Linked DNA regions of Homo sapiens: region 1 is linked to region 2. A link is an interaction called in ENCODE POLR2A ChIA-PET data of the cell type or tissue named here. Cell type or tissue: Caco-2. All regions are shown on one strand. Each heading gives the region's core, and the rest is flanking DNA. Links, peaks and the distances in the headings are about the cores only.

Evidence for each region. ChIA-PET counts read pairs that join two places held together with the same protein. Peaks named below come from ENCODE experiments on the same cell type or tissue, not always from the same donor. Only the 100,000 strongest peaks of a DNase experiment are listed, where the experiment ranks them.
Region 1: POLR2A ChIA-PET joins it to region 2 with 6 read pairs; 6 of 35 experiments call an interaction of 5 or more read pairs at or near these places.

What each region holds. Positions count from the first base shown.
Region 1 is chr20:35,566,048-35,577,555 of GRCh38, forward strand. It overlaps the pseudogene FER1L4. Among named protein-coding and RNA genes, the nearest start is that of ERGIC3, 30 kb to the left of the region's middle. RefSeq lists a silencer at 10,959-11,121. In Caco-2, for the core only: CTCF peaks have their summits at 2,764 and 2,965; DNase peaks (open chromatin) are centred at 2,794 and 5,714.
Region 2 is chr20:35,635,449-35,645,146 of GRCh38, forward strand. The region is part of intron 1 of CPNE1 (copine 1); the gene reads right to left. It also overlaps the pseudogene RN7SKP271. Among named protein-coding and RNA genes, the nearest start is that of SPAG4, 24 kb to the left of the region's middle. RefSeq lists an enhancer at 307-806. In Caco-2, for the core only: no CTCF peak of the experiment used is centred there; a DNase peak (open chromatin) is centred at 373.

The DNA of each region.
Region 1 (11,508 bases), core at 1,623-9,622, 68 kb before region 2:
TGTGAGCCTCTGCACCTCCAGCCCTGTGTAGTTTCTTGACTGAAAGTTGTTGGGTGATTTTTTCAATTGTTGTTTGCCTAAAGAGGTCTTTCATTTTTTTCTCTCTTGAATGAGTGTTTCCTGGGACACACAATTCAAGGGTGATAGTTATTTTTCTCTCAGTGCTTTGAAGATATTATTCTATTTTTCTTCCAGCACTTTTGGTTGCTGTAGAGAAGTTGATGGGCTGACTGTCATTCCATTGTGGTAATCTGTACTTTCTCTATGATGATCTTTACATCTTTTTAATTTAGAGATTGGGTCTTGTTCTGTTGCCCAGGCTGGTCTCGAGAACTCCTGGCATCAAGCAGTCCTCCCACCTCAGCCTTCTGAGTAGCTGGGGTTACAGGCATGAGCCACTGTGCCAACTTGATTTTTTTTTGGTATTTATATTTTCCATAGCACTTATGCTTTCTTCTTTTTTTTTTTTTTTTTTTTCCCTGAGACAGAGTCTCGCTCTGTTGCCCAGGTTGGAATGCAATGGCATGATCTCGGCTCACTGCAACCTCTACCTCCCAGGTTCAAGGGATTCTCCTGCCTCAGCCTCCCGAGTAGCTGGGATTACAGGCACATGCCACCACACCTGGCTAATTTTTGTATTATTAGTAGAGAACGGATTTCACCATGCTGGCCAGGCTGGTCTCAAACTCCTGACCTCAGGTGATCCGCCTGGCTCAGCCTCCCAAAGTGCTGGGATTACAGGCGTGAGTTATCACGCCTGGCCACACTTATGCCTCTCTAACGCACTGAAACATTTACTTATTTTGTTAATGTTTGTTTCTCCTACTAGAATGCAGTCTTCATAAAGGCAAAGCTTTTTTTCTCCTTGTGATTACATATTAATTTTATTCTTTGAAATCTCTTTCTTCTCTTGTCCTGTCCAAATCCTACTTAGAGATACTCAGTCAAGCCTTAATTTCCTGTGCTGGCTCGGCTCAGTGGTTCATGGCTATAATCCTAGTACTTTGGGAGGCTAAGACAGGCAGGAGCTCAGGAGTTCGAGACCAGCTTGGGCAACATGGTGAAATCCTGTCTCTACTAAAAAATAGAAAAAATTAGCTGGGTGTGGTGGCATGCGCCTGTAGTCCCAGCTACTTGTGGGGGCTGAGGTGGGAGGATCGCTTGAGCCTGGGAGGTCAAGGCTGCAGGGAGCCGTGATCATGCCACTGCACCCCACCCTGGGCAACAGAGTGAGACCCTGTCTCAAAAAAAAAAAAACCCGCGAATTTACTGCAGAGACAGTAATAAAGGAGTATGGTAGTGGCATAAACATAGATCAGTAGAATAGAACTGAGAGTCCAGAAAGAAATCCACATATCTATGGTCAATTGATCTTCAACAAGGGTACCTAGACCATTCAATGGGAAAAGAACCATCTCTCCAACAGATGGAGCTGAGACAACTGGACAGTCACATACAAAAGTATGAGGTCAGACCCTCACCTCACACTAGATACAAAAACTAACCCCAAATGGATCACAGACTTAAACATGAGAGTCAAAACTCAAACTCACAGCAGAAAACAGGCAAAAGTCTTCATGACCTTGGATTTTGCAAAGGTTTCTTAGCTATAACCAAAAAGCACAGTCAATAAAAGAAATAAAAATAGACTTCATCAAAATTAAAATCTCTTTTGCTTTAAAGGACACTATCAATAGAGTGAAAAGACAACGTAGAAAGTGAGAAAATATTTGCAAGCCATATAAAAATCTAGTAGCCAGAATATACAAAGAACTCCTACAACTCAACAACAAAACAACAATCTAATTTTAAAACGGACAAAGGACTTTAGACATGTCTCCAAGATATACAAAGTTCTAAAAACCACATGAAGACTGTTCAGTGTCATTAGGAAACAAATCAAAACCACAATTAGATACCACTTTATACCCACTAAGATGATCTTAATTTTTTCTTTTTCTTTTTTTTTTTTTTTTGAGTCAGAGACTCGCTCTGTCACCCAGGCTGGAGCGCAGTGGCGCGGTCTCGGCTCACTGCAACCTCTGACTCCAGGGTTCAAGCGATTCTCCTGCCTCAGCCTCCTGAGTAGCTGAGATTACAGGCGCCTGCCACCACGCCCGGCTAATTTTTTGTATTTTTAGTAGAGACTGGGTTTCACCATGTTGGCCAGGCTGGTCTCGAACTCCTGACCTCGTGATCCGCCCACCTCAGCCTCCCAAGGTGCTGGGATTACAAGCATGAGCCACTGCGCCTGGCCTGACATTCATTTTTTTAAAAGGACAATAAAGGCTAGGAGCAGTGGCTCATGCCTGTAATCCCTGCACTTTAGGAGGCCTAGGCGGGTGGATCACCTGAGGTCAGGAGTTTGAGACCAGCCTGGCCAACATGGCGAAACCCTGTCTCTACTAAAAATATAAAAATCAGCCAGGCGTGGTGGCGAGCGCCTGTAATTCCAGCTACTTGGGAGGCTGGGGCAGGAGAATCGCTTGAGCCCAGGAGGAAAGGGTTGCAGTGAGCCAAGATAGCACCACTACACTCCAGCCTGGGTGACAGAGCGAGACTCTGTCTCAAAAAAAAAAAAAAAAAAAAAGAAAATGTAAGTTATATTCTGGCACTCCTTTGCTCAGAACCTTCCTATGGCTTCCCATGTAATTCAGAATAAAGTGAATAACAAAACCCAACATGATCTGCTTTCTCTGCCCATCACTGCTCCATTTCCTCTGAAGCCTTAATTCCTAAAACCTGTTCATTTATCCTGCCTGCTACGGCCACAAGGGGCCCCTTGTTGTTTGTCACACACGAGTCATGGTTCTACCTGATGGCCTCTGTACCAGCTGTTCTGCCTGGAATGCTTTCTCCCTCAGGTAGCCACCTGGATAACTCCTTGGCCCCCTCCTAGTGTGTATTTAAGAGACAGGGTCTCTCTCTGTCACCCAGGCTGAACTGCAGTGGTGGCATCACAGCTCACTATAGCCTCAACCTCCCAAGCTCAAACAATCCTCCCATCTCAGCCTTCCTAGTAGCTGGGACTACAGGTGGAAGCCACTGTGCCCAACTCTAGTATTTGTTTAAATAACACTTTCTCAGCCGGGCATGGTGGCTCATTCCTGTAATCCAGCATTTTGTAGTTCGAGACCAGCCTGGGCAACATAGCAAGACCTCGTCTCTACCAAAAAAAAAAAAAAAGTCTTATTGAGGTCTATCAACTCCGACCATCCATTTGCAACCCACCCCCAGCACTCCCCCATCCCTTTATCCTGACATATTTTCTCCACAGCACTTATAATTTTCTAACATATAAATAAGATATATAACTTTTTTTTGTTTTGAGATGGAGTTTCGCTCTTGTCGCCCAGGCTGGAGTGCAGTGGTGTGGTCTCAGCTCACTGCAACCTCTGCCTCCTGGGTTAAAGCAATTCTCCTTCCTCAGCCTCTTGAGTAGCTGGGACTACAGGCATGTGCCACCAGGCCTGGCTAATTTTTGTATTTTTAGTAGAGACGGGTTTTGTATGTTTAGTAGAGACAGGAGTTCGGGCTGATCTCGAACTCCTGACCTCAGGTGATCTGCCCCCTCCTCAGACTCCCAAAGTGCTGGGATTACAGGCGTGAGCCACCATGCCCAGCCCGTAAGCTATATAATTTACTTATTGATTATGGTTATTGTTCATCTCTTTTCACTAGAATGTAAAGTTCACGAGGGCACTGATTTTCATCTGTTTTACTCACTGCTTTTTATCACCAGTACCCAGAACACTGCCTAGTACCTCATAAAAAATGCAAGAAAGGCCGGGCACGGTGGCTCACACCTCTAATCCCAGCACTTTGGGAGGCCAAGGCGGGCAGATCACCTGAGGTCGGGAGTTTGAGACCAGCCTGACCAACATGGAGAAACCCTGTCTCTACTAAAAATACAAAATTAGCTGGGTGTGGTGGTGCATGCCTGTAAACCCCAGCTTGAGGCAGGAGAATCGCTTGAACCCAGGAGGCGGAGGTTGCAGTGAGCCGAAATTGCGCCATTGCACTCCAGCCTGGGCAACAAGAGCGAAACTCCGTCTCAAAAAAAAAAAAAAAAGAAAAAAAAATGCAAGAAATACCTGTGGAATAAATGTTTGTGAGTGAAACTGGCCTAGAATTATACTTTCTCATGTCATTCTTCTCAGGTTTTGCATCAACATTATGCCACCCTCATGGAATTAACTGGGGTATTTCTTTTTATATTCTCTGAAATGGTTTGTGTAAGATTAAAATTGTTTCATCCATAACTGGTGGAAACTGCTGCTGAGACCATTTGGTCTGGAGTTTCTGACACAATTTCTTTTAATACTTATAGTACTATTCAGGTTTTCTGGCCAGGTATGGTGGCTCATGGCTGTAATCCCAGCACTTTGGGAAGCCGAGGTGGGTGGATCACTTGAGGCCAGGAGTTCAAGACCAGCCTGGCCAACATGGCAAAACCCTGTCTCTACTAAAAAATAGAAAAATCAGCCAGGCGTGGATGCAGGCACCTGTAATCCCAGCTACTCAGGTAGCTGAGGCAGGAGAATTGCTTGAACCTAGGAGGTGGAGGATGCAGTAAGCCAAGATTGCACCACTGCACTCCAGCCTGGGCGACAGAGCAAGACTATCTCAAAAATAAGTAAGTTTTCTTCCTTTTTTTCTGGCACACTGCATCCTCAGTGGCTCAAGCAATCCTCCCACCTCAGCCTCCTGAGTAGCTGGGACAACAAGCAGGAACCACCACGTCCAGGTAATTTTTATTTTGTTTTTATTTTTTATTTTTTTTTTTGAGACAGAGTCTAGCTCTGTCGCCCAGGTTGGAGTGCAGTGGCATGATCTCAGCTCACTGCAACTTCTGCCTCCCAGGTTCAAGCAATTCTCGTGCCTCAGCCTCCCTAGTAGCTGGGACTACGCACATGCCACCATGCCCTGCTAATTTCTGTATTTTTAGTAGAGCATTGGGGTCTTACCATGGTGGCCAGGCTGGTCTCAAACTCCTGACCTCAGGTAATCTGCCCACCTTGGCCTCCCAAAGTGCTGGGATTACAGAGGTGAGCCACTGCACCTGGCCTAACTTTTAAATTTTTTTGTAGAGATAGGGTCTCAGCCGGGCACAGTGGCTCATGCCCGTAATCCCAGCACTTTGGGGGGCCAAGGGGGGGGCGCGGATCATGAGGTCAAGAGTTCAAGACCAGCCTGACCAACATGGAGAAACCCTGTCTCTACTAAAAATACAAAAAATTAGCTGGATGTGGTGGCAGGCGCCTGTAATCCCAGCCACTCGGGAGGCTGAGGCAAGAGAATTGCTTGAACCCAGGAGGCGGAGGTTGCAGTGAGCCGAGACTGTGCCACAGCACTCCAGCTGGGGCAACAGAGTGAGACTGTGTCTAAAGAAGAAAAAAAAAGTGGACGTTGTAGTGAAGGGATTGGGAGGAGATTCGTGGATGTAATGAAGATACAGCTTAGACTACAGGCTGTATCTATTTTACAGGGGAGAGCCAAAGGATAAGACAGCTGGGAGGAGCTCTCCTGGGGTTAAAACAAATATCAAACACTAACCTCAGAAAGTATTCATTGGAAAGAGCCACCATTTGATTAGATTTATTTGTAGAGGATTTTATGCTCCCAGGATACTACTGCAAATGACAGAGCAATAAGTAGAGCTTAACTGGGTGTGGTCAGGGAAAAGAATGCAAGAGGGCCCTACCAGTACCACTGTCATCCTAGGGTGACAGTGGTATATCCAAAGCTGCACCTGCCAGAGTAGCAACATCAGTGATCTAACACAGGGGATGGGAAATAGACTTTGCTAAAATAATCCAGCCAGTCACTAAACAAATAAACAAGCAAATAACAAGAAACCTCAGTACCCAGAGTTGCTATCATATATTATCTAAATGCTGTTTCCAACAAAAAATTATGAGGCCTGCAAAGAAATAGAAAAATTATTTTTCCATCCACCCCCCAAAAAATGCCCGTGAGAGCAACACAATGTTGAACTTAACAGGAAAGTATGTATGTGTGTGTGTGTGTATGTATGTATGTATGTATGTATGTATCTATCTATCTATCTATCTATATATATATATATATATATTTTTTTTTTTTTTTTTTTTTTTTTTTTGAGACGGAGTCTTGCTCTGTCGCCCAGGCCGGAGTGCAGTGGCACAATCTCGGCTCACTACAAGCTCCGCCTCCTGGGTTCAGGCCATTCTCCCGCCTCAGCCTCCCGAGTAGCTGGGACTACAGTGCCCACCAGCATGCCCAGCTAATTTTTTGTATTTTTAGTAGAGATGGGGTTTCACCATGTTAGCCAGGATGGTCTCGATCTCCTGACCTCATGATCTGCCTGCCTCGGCCTCCCAAGTGCTGGGATTACAGGCGTGAGCCACTGCGCCCGGCCGACTGGAAAGTATTTCAAAGTAGCCAGTGTAAACATGTTCACAGAACTGAAGGCAAGCTTGATTAGAGAAGTAAAGGAAGGTATGATGATAACGTTGCATCAAATAGAGAATATCAATAAAGAGATATACATTTTTTTTTTTGTTTTTGAGAGAATCTCACTCTGTCACCCAGGCTCGAGTGCAGTGGTGTGATCTCAGCTCACTGCAACTTCTGCCTCCCAGGTTCAAGCAATTCTCCTGCCTCAGCCTCCCAAGTAGCTGGGACTACTGGCACATGCCACCACACCCAGCTAATTTTTTGTATTTTTTTTAGTAGAGACGGGGTTTCACCGTGTTAGCCAGGATGGTCTCGTCTCCTGACCTCATGATCCACCCGCCTCAGCCCCCCAAAGTGCTGGGATTACAGGCATGAGCCACCACACCCAGCCAAGCCATACATTTTTTTAAAAAGAACCAAATGAAAATTCTTGAGTTGAAAAGTACAATAACTAAAATTTAAAATTCACTAGAGAGGCTCAATAGTAGATTTGAACAGAAGAAAGAATTGGCAAACTTGAAGCTAGATCAAAAGCGATTATGTAAGCTGAAGAACAGAGAGAAAAGAGAAAAAAGAAAAATGAAATAGAGCCTCAAACAAATGTGGAACACCATTAAGTACACCAACACACGTATAATGGGAGCATTAGGAGGAGACAGAGAGCTGGGTGCAGTGGCTCACGCCTGTAATGAGGCAGGCGGATCATTTGAGGTCAAAACTTTGAGACCAGCCTGGCCAACATGGTGAATGAAACCCCATCTCTAAAATTAGCCAGGCATGGTGGTGTGTGCCTATAGTCCCAGCTATTCCGGAGGCTGAGGTGGGAGAATCACTTGAACCCAGGAGGTGGAGGTTGCAGTGAGCTGAGATTGTGCCATTGCAGTCCAGCCTGGGCAACAAGAGTAAGACTCCATCTCAAAACAACAACAAAAAAAGAAGGCAGGCTGGGCACGGTGGCTCACACCTGTAATCCCAGCACTTTGGGAGGCCCAGGCGGGCGGATCACCGGAGGTCGGGAGTTTGAGACCAGCCTGACCAACATGGAGAAACTCTGTCTCTACTAAAAATACAAAATTAGCAGGATATGGTGGCACATGCCTGCAGTCCCAGCTGCTTGGGAAGCTGAGGCAGGAGAATCCTTTGAACCTGGGAGGCAGAGGTTGCAGTGAGCCAAGACAGTGCCATTGCACTCCAACCTGGGCAACAAGAGCGAAACTCCGTCTCAAAAAAAAAAAAAAAAAAGAGCTAGAGAGAGAGAAAAGAAGAAAAAAGAAAGTCTGAATATCCAATACTATCATTACTTTTGTTGTTGTTGAGACAGAATCTTGCTCTTGTTGCCCAGGCTGGAGTGCAATGGCACAATCCTGGCTCACTGCAACCCCCACCTCCCAGGTTCAAGCAATTCTCCTGCCTCAGCCTCCCAAGTAGCTGGGATTACAGGTGCCTGACACCACACCCAGCTAATTTTTGTATTTTTAATAGAGACAGGGTTTCACCATGTTGGCCAGGCTGGTCTTGGACCCCTGGCCTCAGACTCCCAAAGTGCTGGGATTACAGGCGAAAGCCACTGTGCCCAGCCTCATTACTTATTCTGTTGCCCCAATTTTTCAAGTCTTAACCATTAGGAGCTCCTTCAGGTTGGCTCCTGTGTTCATTCTTTCATCAAGCCCCCATCCTTTTTTGAGCACTTCCTTACTCCTGCCCCACAAGATGCTCCAGATTTGACTTATATTTTCCCAGTCCTAGTCCTGGAATCAACTCCAAGGAGTCCTTAATCCTTTTATTAAATAATGGTTTTTAGAAACCAAAATCTGGGCACCTGGTTTGCTCACTGCTACTAGGATGTTGTTGATTCTAGGCCTTCTCAGCAAACGGAGATAGCAAACATGAATAACATAATCCACATATATATACACATATCTATATTTCTGTATCTTTCCATCTGTGTATATTTAAAAACATGAGTTTATACAGATACTTCTGTTTCTGATCTAATACCACAGCATTCATTTAATCCCCTTTCCTTATCTGTAACTTCTTTCTCCAACAGTAAGAAACCTGGTTCTCATTATCTACAATATAGTTTACTTATTCATGTATACCAGTATACACATAATATAGTTTCAGAATTGCTAACACATACTTCTAACTAGATGACAGCATTTATGTTCAGCTCTCTTTATCTTTAGTTTAGTTGGTTTTTTGTTTTGTTTTTGTTTTTTGTGACAAGCTCTCTCCCTGTCATCCAAGCTGGAGTGCAGTGGCACAAGCTTGGCTCACTGCAACCTCCTCCTCCCAGCTTCAAACAATGCTCCTGCCTCAGCCTCCAAAACAGCTGGGACTACAGGCACGTGCCACCATGCCCAGCTAATTTTTGTATTTTTAGTAGAGACGGGGTTCACCCTGTTAGCCAGGCTGGTCTCAAACTCCTGACCCTCAGGCGATCCACCCAATTTAGGCAATCCACCTGCCTCAGCCTCCTGAAGTGCTGGCATTACAGGCATGAGCCACCACACCCAGCCACATCCAGCTAGTTTTTTAATCTTTTGTAGAGATGGAGTCTCACTTTGTTGCCCAGGCTGGTCTTGACCTCCTGGGCTAAAGTGATCCTCCTGTCTTGGCCTCCCAAAGTGCTGGGATTACAGGTGTGAGCCACTGCACCAGGCCCATCTAGAGTTTTATAGAGCCCTGTCAAATTACTGTTTTCCAGAGTTACTTGGTTTTGTTCTTCACTTCCTTCAGTGTGGTTATATTGTTCATTTGTAATACAGTGAGGGTCATTTGTTAGTGTTTGTATTCCATGTTAGGTTTCCTCAACACTGTGATTGCTTTTAATTTTCTGTCTATTGTAGGGGCATGTGAAACACTGCTACAGTTCTAAGAGTCAGAGGTATACAAAAAGATCTACTTTGAGAAGTGTCATTTTTGTCCTCATTCTCGCAACCCTGACCCCTTTCCCCCTTTCGTTCCATCCCTTTGCCACTCACTTTCTTTTTTGTTTTTTTTTTTTGGAGACGGAGTCTCGCTCCGTCACCCAGGCTGGAGCGTGGTGGCGCAATCTTGGCTTACTGCAACCTCCGCCTCCTGGGTTCAAGTGATTCTCCTGCCTCAGCCTCCCGAGTAGCTGGGACTACAAGCATGAGCCACTATGCTCAGCTAATTTTTGTATTTTTAGTAGAGATGGGGTTTCACCATGTTGGTTGGCCAGAATGGTCTCGATCTCTTGACCTCGTGATCCACCCGCCTCGGCCTCCCAAAGTGCTGGGATTACAGGCGTGAGCCACCACAACCGGCTCCGAGATATCTTTAAGAATACTTCAAGGCCCTGCTGAACTCAGTATGAAAACTGCACCAATGGACAAAGTTGGACAAAGGTATTTGGTAACAAGCCTTCTGAAGCCTGAGATTCAGCCCTGTTCTCATCCTAGAATTATACGTGCCATTCTACAGGACTAGAACTACAAACAGGGGTCAGGAGACCAACTCCCAATTCTGGTTCTGCCATGAACATGCTTTATAACCCTAGGGGATCTCCTAAATTTGTGGATTCAATTTCTCACCTGAAAAATGAAGAACTTGAACTCTGTGATCACGAGGTTCCTCCCAAAGCCTTCCTTCTGTAGGTTTTGTGTACATTACCTTAGCTATAGTTGGAGGCGTGCCAGGGCTATGGAGACTCACCTTTACAACATACACTCTGACCAGGAGCTTGATGGGCCGGTTCTGTGGGATCCCCCGGGAGATCTGGGGCTCAGAGAACAACACTGCCTCTGATTCAGGGTAAATGAGGAAGGAGCCCTGAGTTGGGGGGAGACAGAAAAAGCTCTGGTAAGATAATTGTCCTCCTGAATCCCCACCTGGGCTCCCTGGTTCCGCTTTCCTTCCCCAAATGTACCTTGAACTTGCCCACAAGGTGTCCAGATCCTTCCTCTTCTCCACCTCCATCCTGGCCCCCTTGCCCTCGGTACAGAGGAAACACATTCAGCCAGTCTTCAAAGTGGTTAAATTCTTCCTTCAGGGACCTGTTGTAGATCTAAAAGGCAAGGACTTCAGCAACAGCCCGATGTCCAGAATCCAAAGGAGACTTTCCTCTTCCCAGTACCCAGTCACCTTCAGGGTGGCAACTGCTTTTTTTGGGGACACAGTGCCTTTGACTTCAGCCTCACCCTGGTCTTGGATCTCCCCAACCATAGAAATGAGGTTGACCCCATCTGGAAACAGCAAAAATGCCCCAGTCAGAAATATCTGGGTGGGTAGGGGATGGGCAGATGGAACCAGAGCAAAAAGCCCAATCTGTTACCTGAATCTCCAGGATCATCCATTTCATCTTCATCAAAGTTGTGCTGAAATTAAAGAGCAGATCCAGAGATTCTTCCCCATCCCCTTCAACCCCTTAGTCTACCCCCTTTTCCAGGAGAGTTGGGAAACCTTCACTCAAGTTCCCACTGTGTATGCCACTTGCATTTTTAAAGCTCCAATTTATCATCCAGCCTGCCCTGTCTAGGGCAGTCACCACCAGCCACACGTGGCTACTGAGCAGTCAAAACGTGGCTAGTCTGAATTGCAATGTGCTGTAAGTGGCCAGGCTTGGTGGCTCATGCCTGGAATCCCAACACTTTGGGAGACTGAGGTGACTACTTGAGGCCAGGAGTTCGAGATCAGGCTGAACAACACAGTGAGAACCTGTCTCTATGAAATAAATGCTTTTTAATTTTTATTTATTTATTTTTGAGACAGACTCTTGCTGTGTAGCCCAGGTTGGAGTGTATTGGTGTGAACATGGCTCACTGTAGCCTCAACCTCCGAGGCTCAAGTGATCCTCCCACCTCAACCTCTTGAGTCGCTGGGGCCACCGGCGTGTACCACCATGCACAGCTACTTGTTTTCATTTTTAGTAGAGATGGTGTCTCACCATGTTCCCCAGACTGTTCTCAAACTCCTGGCTTCGAGTGATCCTCCCACCTCAGACTCCCAAAGTGCTGGGATTACCGGCATGAAACACCACACCCAGGAAAAAAAAAGTTTGTAATTAGCTGAGTGTAGTGGTATGTACTTATGGTCCTAGCTACT
Region 2 (9,698 bases), core at 57-8,056:
TAACTGATGTCTCGCCCTTGTAATCAGGCAGCACCAAGCTTCTCTGATTCACCCCTTCCCTCTGCTGGGAACATTATTTTCTTGCATGGTTCACCACGACAACACCTGGGTAATTCCGTCCTCCTGCAGCCACCATAACAATCACCCTCAGACCTCTTGTTATCCCTGTGTCCCCCTTGGCCCATATACCTGAAGACCACTCCACCAGCAGTGCACACGAGGTCAGATCTTTCACTGAGCTTCACTCAGCATTCCATGTTTCCCAAAGCTATACCCTGAGATGCCTCCAGCGTCAGCCCTCCCCTATACTGATCCTCAGTCAATCGCTCCTCCCTCGCAGCCCACAGCACCTCATCTTGGTCCCTCATAGTTTCCATCTGGAATGCTGTTATCAAAGTTGGAATGCTTCAGAGTTCAACTTGCTTCACATACTGCCCCTCCACAGCACCCTGGCCCCTGCATGAACAGTCCCAGTGATAGAAAACCCAGTCTTACAATCCAATCATCAGAAAGTCTAGGTCCATACAAATCCTACCCAAACTGACCTAACTCTGTGGAATTCTTACTTCTACCTGGTAGTTCTTCCCCAGCCTAGGGCTCCATGGGAAGGCCTTACCCTATCTCCCTATGAGAACTCATCTGATACCTGGAAGCTGTGAACAGTCCCAGCTGAAATCTGGAGAAACAGCCGCAGTTCTTTTGGCTGTTGCCCCTAGAATGTGGCCTGCAGACTTCTGACCATCCTGATCACTCCCTTGGGGGTTCCCCAAGGACAGACCCAGAGCAGAATACATGCTCCCTCAAGGGATCAGGATCACAGCTTCCCCCAAGTCACAATCTGAACTCCATGCATGTCACCTCACATGCTCTCCCAGGCAGTGTTTACACAGTACAGAGACAAATAAAAAAGAATGCTCATTTCACTAATGCTGGGAATAGTGAAAAATCTAAGGCAGCTTAAAGGTCTATCAACTAAATATGATACATCTGAACAACGGAATGCTGAATAGTGGCTAAAAAACAAGCCAGAACTATATTATATTGGTATCCTATGAAAAAATCAAAAATAGGCCGGGCGCAGTGGCTCACTGTTGTAATCCCAGCGTTTTGGGACGCCGAGGCAGGCGGATCACTTGAGGTCAGTTCAAGACCAGCGTGGCCAACGTGGTGAAACCCAGTCTCTACCAAAAATACAAATATCAGCTGGGTGTGGTGGTGCACACCTGTAGTCCCAGCTACTCGGGAGCCAGGAGAATCACTTGAACCTGGGAGTTGGAGGTTGCAGTGAGCCGAGATCATGGCACTGTACACAAGACTCCATCTCAAATAATAATAATAATAATAGGAAGAGTATGACCATTTTTTACTTCAATTGTAAACTTCCATTTTAAACTTCAATTGTAGGTGTATCTTTATAACAGATTTGAATACAAACATAAATAAATACACACACAGAAAAATAGAAGATGCATCAAATGTTTTAGGTAGCTCAAAGGAGTGGAAGATAAGAATTTTGTGAACTCCATAATTCTGTATTGTTTCAATATTTTATACTGTTTTGTATTTTTTAAAAGGCCTTATATGAAATAAAAAACAAAAACAAAACAAGCAAAATAAATAAAAAGGCCTCATCAGCTTTCCCCCCAAATCCACACCTCAAATCTTCTTGACTGTTCATTCTAAGCCCAAAGCCTCCACTTCCAGTTCAACAACCCCTACCTAACTTCAGGCCTTATTAGTCTCTTGCGTCCTGCTTGGTTTCTGTCCTAGCACTGCTCCACCTGGTCATCCCAGATGCCAGCTTCCAGTCTCTATTCCAAGTAAAAGCCCCGTATAGCTGCCTTTAGGTTCGGAGCCAAACTCCCTAGCAAAGCTACCTTGCTGCACAACTCCAAAGGACATACCTACATAGAATTTGGTAGTTTTGCAATCTGGTAACCCTGCATCCCTAGATCAACCTTCAAAGCTCTTCCCAGTTTGCCATCAGCTCTACCTCCTGCCGCTCACTCACCCACCCACCGAACTAGTCATCCAAAGTTATTTCTGGTTCATCTAACACACATGCCTGACTTTCCTGCCTAGCAAATGTCCTGTCATCCATGGTTCTAATATGACATTATTCCTTTATGAACCCTTGCCTGTTTTCCCCAAGGATTTTCTTGTCTCTGCTCTGGATGACTGCGATGTTTCCTCATTAGTGTTTCTGCGACCATACACACACATTTCTGGGTTTATTAGCCAAACAGAAACCTGATCATGTCATTTTTCCACTGAAAACTCTGGAATGCCTTTCCAAAACACTTAAGATAAAACCCAAAGTTCTTACCATGGTCTTCAAGGCCCTGCAAGACCTTACCCTTGCCTAACTAATCATCTAGCCACGCAACTATCCTCCAGCCAGGTTGGCCTTTCTGATCCACATATACCTAACACCAACCTTATTTACCACCTCAGGGCTTTTGCACTCTGTCTCCCTCCTTATACACTACAGAAAATAAGCTATACTAGAGTAGGAACTCTGGCTAGCTCCAGGACCCACAGCAGTATCTATCTATCCTACAGTAGATACTCATCAGTAAGTATTTAGTGACTGACTTAACATTGAAGCCACACCATAATTTTTACTTTTGTCTGTCTACCCTGTAAACTATGGGGTCCTTGAACTAGGGCTGGATATTATCTCTGTATCACTAGTATTAGTACTTAGTATATAGCTGGTACTAATAACCATTTGCTGAACAAATGGTGAATGTGCTTTTGCTCAAGTCACACTTCAGGCCTTGAACTGATGTGTAACAATAAATCTCCCCTATCCTGATCTTGTATAGTTCAACTTTGAAATTTAAATGCAGGACTCCTACAACTCAATATTAAATGATAGTCAATTAAAATGGGCAAAAGATTTGATCAGGCACTTCATAAAGGAAAATATGTGAATCAGAAATAAGCAAAGTGATCCACAGCGTTAATTATCAGGGAAATGAAAAATAAAACCACAATGAGATACTGTTACATACCCACCACAATGGCTAAAAGTATAATTAAAAAGACCACCACCACCAAATGCTGGCAAGGATATGGAACTCTCATATATTGTTAGTGAAAGCATTAAATGTACCACTTTGGAAAACAGTCTGGCAGCTTATCAAAAAACCTAACAAACACCTAGCCCAAGAGCGATTCCACTCCTACATTTTTAGCCAAAAGAAATGGAAACATTATGTCCACAAAGATTTGTATAAGAATGTTCACAGCAGCTTTATTCACAATAGCCAAAAACTTGAAACAGCCCAGGTATTCATCAATATGAGAACCAATTGTGATGTTTATAGAAAACTATTCAGCAACAAAAAAATCTATTAGTATCTGTAACATGAATAAAAATGAAGAATAAAGTAAACAGATTCCATTTATGAAGTTTCAGAACAGGCAAAACGAATCTGTGATGTAAATATTCAGAACACTGGTTGTCCTCCCTTCTCCCCCAGGGGAAGGGAAGGTATTAACTGAGCAGAGGCAGAGAGCTCCCAGTGGAAAGGGAAACGTTCTTAGCATTCTAAGAATATGGGTCACAGGAGTGTGTGCATTTGCCACTTCCATCTAAAGGAACACTGAGTGTACACATCTGATTGTAAAATTTTACAAAAAAAAAAAACAAAACCCAACAACCCATAAACAAATGTTGCACTAAAGTTAAGGCATGTTGAAATGTTTACAAGTGTACCGATGACTGAAACTTTTTTGAAATCCACCAAAAAATAAAAGGAGTTGTTGAAGAAATGTGATAAAACAAGATTTTAAGTTGTAGGATCTGAAATGGCGGATATATGGGTATAATTTTTTTCAACTTTGCTACATGTTGAAAATTTTCATAATAAAATGTTGGGGAAACTATTATTTTTTTTTTAGACAGAGTCTCACTCTGTTGCCCAGGCTGGAGTGCAATGGCACCATCTCGGCTCATAGTAACCTCCGCCTCCTGGGTTCCAGCGATTCTCCCACTACAGCCTCCAGAGTAGCTGGGATTACAGGCACCTGCCATCATGCCCGGCTAATTTTCATATTTTTGTAGAGACAGGGTTTCACCATGTTGGCTAGGCTGGTATTGAACTCCTGACCTGAGGTGATCCGCCCGCCTTGGCCTCCCAAAGTGCTGGGATTACAGGCATGAGCCACCGCACCCAGCTAGGGAAATTTTTAATTGGAGAACTACAGGTCCTCCCCCTGGTAAGAGGTTGTTGTGAATGACAAAAGCATTAGCAGTGATTATTTGGGGTGGTAAGATTACAGGCCACAACTGGAGCTGCTGTCTTCTCACTCCACGACTTCTCAAATGTCCCCAAAAGAGATGCCCTTGGTCTGGGCCAAACACGTGTAGTGGGCTACTATTATCATCTTCCTGTGTAGGCCTCAATTTCTGGTGGACTATTCCTTCCTAATCATTACCATTACACCACTTTTCCTGGACTAAATCCTTTTTCAGTTTTTTGAACCCAGAATCAAACCCCAGCCATACTGTTGTGGGCTCATGTGTGCCTCAGTAGGATAAGGGGCTGAACTCTCACTGATGTGAGCCCCTAAGGTGGCCTGGCTTCCATTCTGAGGTCAGAGCTTCCTGTGCAAGCAGTTTTGTTCACAGATTTGTCTCCTTTTCTTTCTCATTGGAATCAACTCTTTATAAACAAATCTTTTCCATCTGTAGTTTTCTATCCTTTGAGCAACATTTCCTTTAAATGATCTATAAACCACGGGATTATTAATCTCTTCCAAAACATGTTTAATCTCCTTTGAAATCTACCTCTAAGCCTATCTCTGCTTAGAAATCTGTGATTAAAACTGTTCATGTCACTCTTCTGTCCTACATCTCTTGAACAACTACCTACTTTAAACCAGACTCATGTATTTTTCATATACTGCCATTATAATTAACGCCATGGACTTTCAACCTCCTTTTTAGGACCAAAATCTTCCAGAACCATATTAAATATCACATTTGAGTCAATAAAAAAAATTTGTCATTTATTTTTGTGATATTTGTGCACTCTTTCATCACCGAGCACATCTTGGCTCGATGTCTCTAACAGTCTAACTGGTTTTACCATTTCCACTCTCAGTCCCCTCCTATCTGTTATGTTGAAGTCACAGACATTCCCTGACTCTAATCCAACAAAACCCCAATTCTTATAATCCTATCAAAATGTGTAACTTGCTTATTATGTATTTCTCCTCTTGGACTGTAACTTCAACAAGCAGAGGGACCAGATTAGTCTTGCTTCTGTGCCAACGCCTGGAACACAGCAGGTGCTCTACTGATATCTGTTAAATTTATGAATGCTAGGAAAGGAGTGATACTCAAGGATCCTCAGAAATGACCCAAATCTAGCTCTGACCTGCTACTGAGACACTGAGAGAAGTAGGCTTTCTAGGAACACCCAACACCAAACACCAATTTATCTTCTCTGTTAGGTCCCCACCCCCTGACCCTTCCATTTGGGACTAGTCGGGTGTTGCGAATGGAACAGCTGAGTCTATAGCTCCAACATTTTTCTGCCTCTGCTTTCTACCACTTAGGAGTTACCCTTTATAGTTTGTTTTCTTCTGTTTACTCCCTCTGCCAACCTCAATGTGCCCTAGCAGGGCACATTCTCTCAGTGTCCCTTAAGAAAGGCATACTCATTCCCATTTTTATAACTTAAAATTCACAAAATGTCAGAAATAAAAAAGAACTGAGTGGCCATCTAATTCAAGTCCCTCAATCCAAGGCATAGAGGGAAGATGTGGTTTGGCTAAGGCCACATATATGGTTAAGTGAAATGAAGACTAGAACTCAAATATTCTGATTCCTACCTAATCTCAAACCTTGGACTGTTGTTAGACTTTTTTCCTCTCTTTGAAAAGCCCCCCTTTTTATATTGTTGCAATCTGATGCAGTGGGCAAGAGTGTGGGTTCTGCAGTGAAGTGACCAGGCTCCAAATACTGGCCTTATTCCTTCCTAGCCACAATAATGACATACTACAACACTAAATTGATGTCATATCTATATAACTTGGGCAAATACTTAATCTCACTAAACTTCAGGTTCCTCAGGTGTAAACTGGGGGATAGTATCTATTTCTGAAGATTAATATAAATAATGTATGCATGATGCTTAGTACAGAGGCTGGAACTGCTATGACCACGTGTTAGCTATTATCGTTATCCTTCAAGCCTAGCTTATATATGCTCCCCTTTTCATGATCTTTCCAGCACTCAACTTCTCACTCTGGACCACTATATTCAATTCATGCCACACGACTGTATTCTGTCGATGTTTCTCCAGCTTCTTGCCTGTCAATTAAATGACAAAGCTCTTCAGAATAAACACTGTTTCAGCATCTCCTGCCACACAGCATATACCTGAGCACATAATGGGAATTCAAATACTTGAGGCAAGTCTGCAGCAGTGTGCTGGCGCAAGCTTGTATGGCTTGCAAGAGCCAACTGTTACATATCAGGAAATCGTTGAAGCAGGTGGCCTTGGTAAGTTTAAAACTGTAGAAATTGGGCAACTGCAAAAAGTCATGGCTTCCTTCACCCTGCCAGCCAGTTTACCAGCATACTACTGTCGATAGGGAATCCCATTCTCTGCTACAAGGGAGTAACTTGCCCTTCATTTTCTATGGCCACCCTTCCCTTGCCTTGGGAGGTTCTAATTTTCCTATTCATAACCAAGAACAGATTTCTCCTGGGTCCAGTGGGATCTAATTCAGTGCCAAATGAGCTGAAATTCATTTGTCAGTCCTTAACACTTCCCTCTTCCACTTCCAAAGTCCTAACCCAGAAAGGCACCAGCCTGCAATTCCCAATTCCTTATCCACCCCAGGTAATGACCAGAAGTTGTACAGAGGCTGCAAGAAGGTGGCATAGAGGGCTGAAGGTCTGGGTGGCAGGGCCACTCCTTTAATAAACCAATGTCATGCTCACACTCCTATTGCCTACCTTGGCATGCTGGATCAGCTCACAGATGCAGGATCAAGTCTTGAAAGCCAATCAGAAAATCCTCCATAGGCTTACAAAGGACCACCCATGGAACATTGTTTCCCGTAAGACTGAAAAGACAAACTACACCAACCACCACCACTCTTCTTTTTCCTTTTTGGCCCCATCAAAGGACATGGAGAAGGTAGACAAGTTTTCTTATCCCTACTTTTCTAACTCGAGGATTCTCCAAATTTACATCAGCAGCTCTAAGGATATTCCTCACAGGTCACAAACTGAACCAAAAATGAAAATCCTTTCTATAAAACTACACATTCCTTATTCATACATATGACTAAGGGCTACTGAATGGTACTCATAAACTGAAATTTTCAATAAATTTGGTTTAGATCCATATACTACTAAGGAGTCAGGCTGACACAAAGTATTTGGCAACACTACAAAGCTTAACATGTGCACACAAAAACTAAAAGGTGGGAAAATATGAAAAAGAAGATGGCCACAAGGTTTTCCACTTTACTGTACTGGGTGAAGGTCAAAAACAAAAAACCAAAGCCACTAATCTAACCCCAACATCCCCAAAGGCTTATCCAAAAGTTGAACAAATCTGACCACTGTACAACTAACTCTTCAAAAAGAACCTAACTTGACGACAAAACTGGATATGGAGAAGGAAAGAAGCAAACTGAGGAGGACTACATGGTCTTCAAAAGCAGGATAGGGCCATCTGGCTGTGACATCTGTCACCCCATTGATCACCAGGGTTGATTTGGCTGATCTGGCTGACTAGGTGGGTGTCCCCTTCCTCCCTCACCGCTCCACATGCATCTGTCCCGAAGCTGCATGCTCGATTGAAGACGACCATCCCTGAGAGAGGAGGACTGGTCTTTGGTCAAGGATATACGAGTGCTCCCCTGCTAGAACCTGCAAACAGGCTCTCAAAAGCAGGATAGGACTGTAGCGGAGTGGGTGTTTTTCTCTGCCCAGAGACTCTGAACACACCAACACAAAGTCTTCACGTGAGTACTTCAAAATAAGTTCAGGCAGGGTGCAGTGGCTCACACCTGTAATCCCAGCACTTTGGGAGGCTGGATCACCTGAGGTCAGGAGTTCGAGACCAGCCTGGCCAACATGGTGAAACCCTGTCTCTACTAAAAATACAAAAATTAGCCAGGTGTGGTGGTGCACACCTGTAATCCCAGCTACTTGGCAGGCTGAGGCAGGAGAATTGCTTGAACCCAGGAGGCGGAGCTGAGATCACGCCACTGCACTGCAGCCTAAGCAACAGAGTGAGACTCTGTTGCGAAAACAAAAAAACAACAAAGTAAGTTCAGGTCCCCCTCTGCAATCATAAGCTTGACCGTGGAGGCCAAGAAGCCCTACCAATAGGTAAGGGCCCTCCACACTATAGTTGGAGTTGGCAAACTGAAAAGGCTCCTTCCCCAGCAGCTCAGAATCCATGACAGAAGACTGCTGCCAGTGGCCTCCCACTTTCCCTAAAAGTCAGGGAGGGGCTGGGGATAGTTGAGGGAGGGTTTCTACCTGAGGAGTCATACAAGCATCCATGATTAAAACATCTTTGTTTTCCCCTTACTATTAATTATTTTTCTCTGCCTGGATTACCCCACCTGTAAAGTAGGGATGATAATGTTAACTTTACAGTGTTATTTGTGAGGATTACATGAGGACAGTCATAGAAAGTATCCCCTGCCCGGCACAGAGTAAGTACCCAGTGTCAACTGTCCCTGTAGGTGCTCACAAACAGGGAAGTGCACCTTTGGGTCCTTCTGCAGTATCATTAACTCCTTCTTGGTTAATTGGACCAAGGAGGAGTGGATCCAGGAGGAATGCCTCTGGTCTACCTGCTCCAGGATATAACTAGCAGGACAGGGACAGCCCCCAAAAGGAGAGATGAAGACTCTTCCCCTTTGAATTTCTCAAGCTGCAGTGTAGAATCACTACCACACTAGGGAAACCAGGAGAGCAGTACCCAGATCAAAATTTGGAGCTCCATTCCTGGTCACTTTAGTTTAAGGTCCAAACTCAGTACAGATTTCCAGAAACCGAATGGCTAGGTTCATACAATCACAGAAGCTTAAAACTGGACACAAGCTTATCTAATTTAATCCCATACTGTAAAAGAAACACTGAGGCCAGAGGGAAATAATCTGTCCTAAGTCACATAACTGATGGAACCACGAACCGATTCTGAGAATGTTATTTCTATATCCAACCATTTTAGCAACAGTTCACATTTTGTAATTCACCCCAATCTGAAATCTACCCTGCCACTACAACAGCAGTGAGACTCACATGGTCTCCCCTCATGATCTATGCTAATGTTAGCCTTGCACAAACATGGAATATAATTCTCCCTATTTGTCTGACTGCTGGGGAAGGAAGGTAGGAAATCCTGGACTCCACATTTACAGGAGTTGATCAAAGGAATAAATTTTAAGTAGCAAGCATGCATAGTGCAAATAAGGTAGAACTCACCTCTAAAAAATGTGATCTGTATCAAAATTTTCAAAGGACATCTATAGGGTAGTCAATTCTGCCCCCATCCCTCCCGGCTGAAATCTACATTCTTTTAATGTCTATCACCTGTGGGGTGTCTGAGACAACAGTACTATACCGCCTTCCTGATGATCTCCAGGACTGAGGCATCACCAAATACCTGTGCATCTACAGTGTGCACAAAAGGAGTGTATATCTCCTA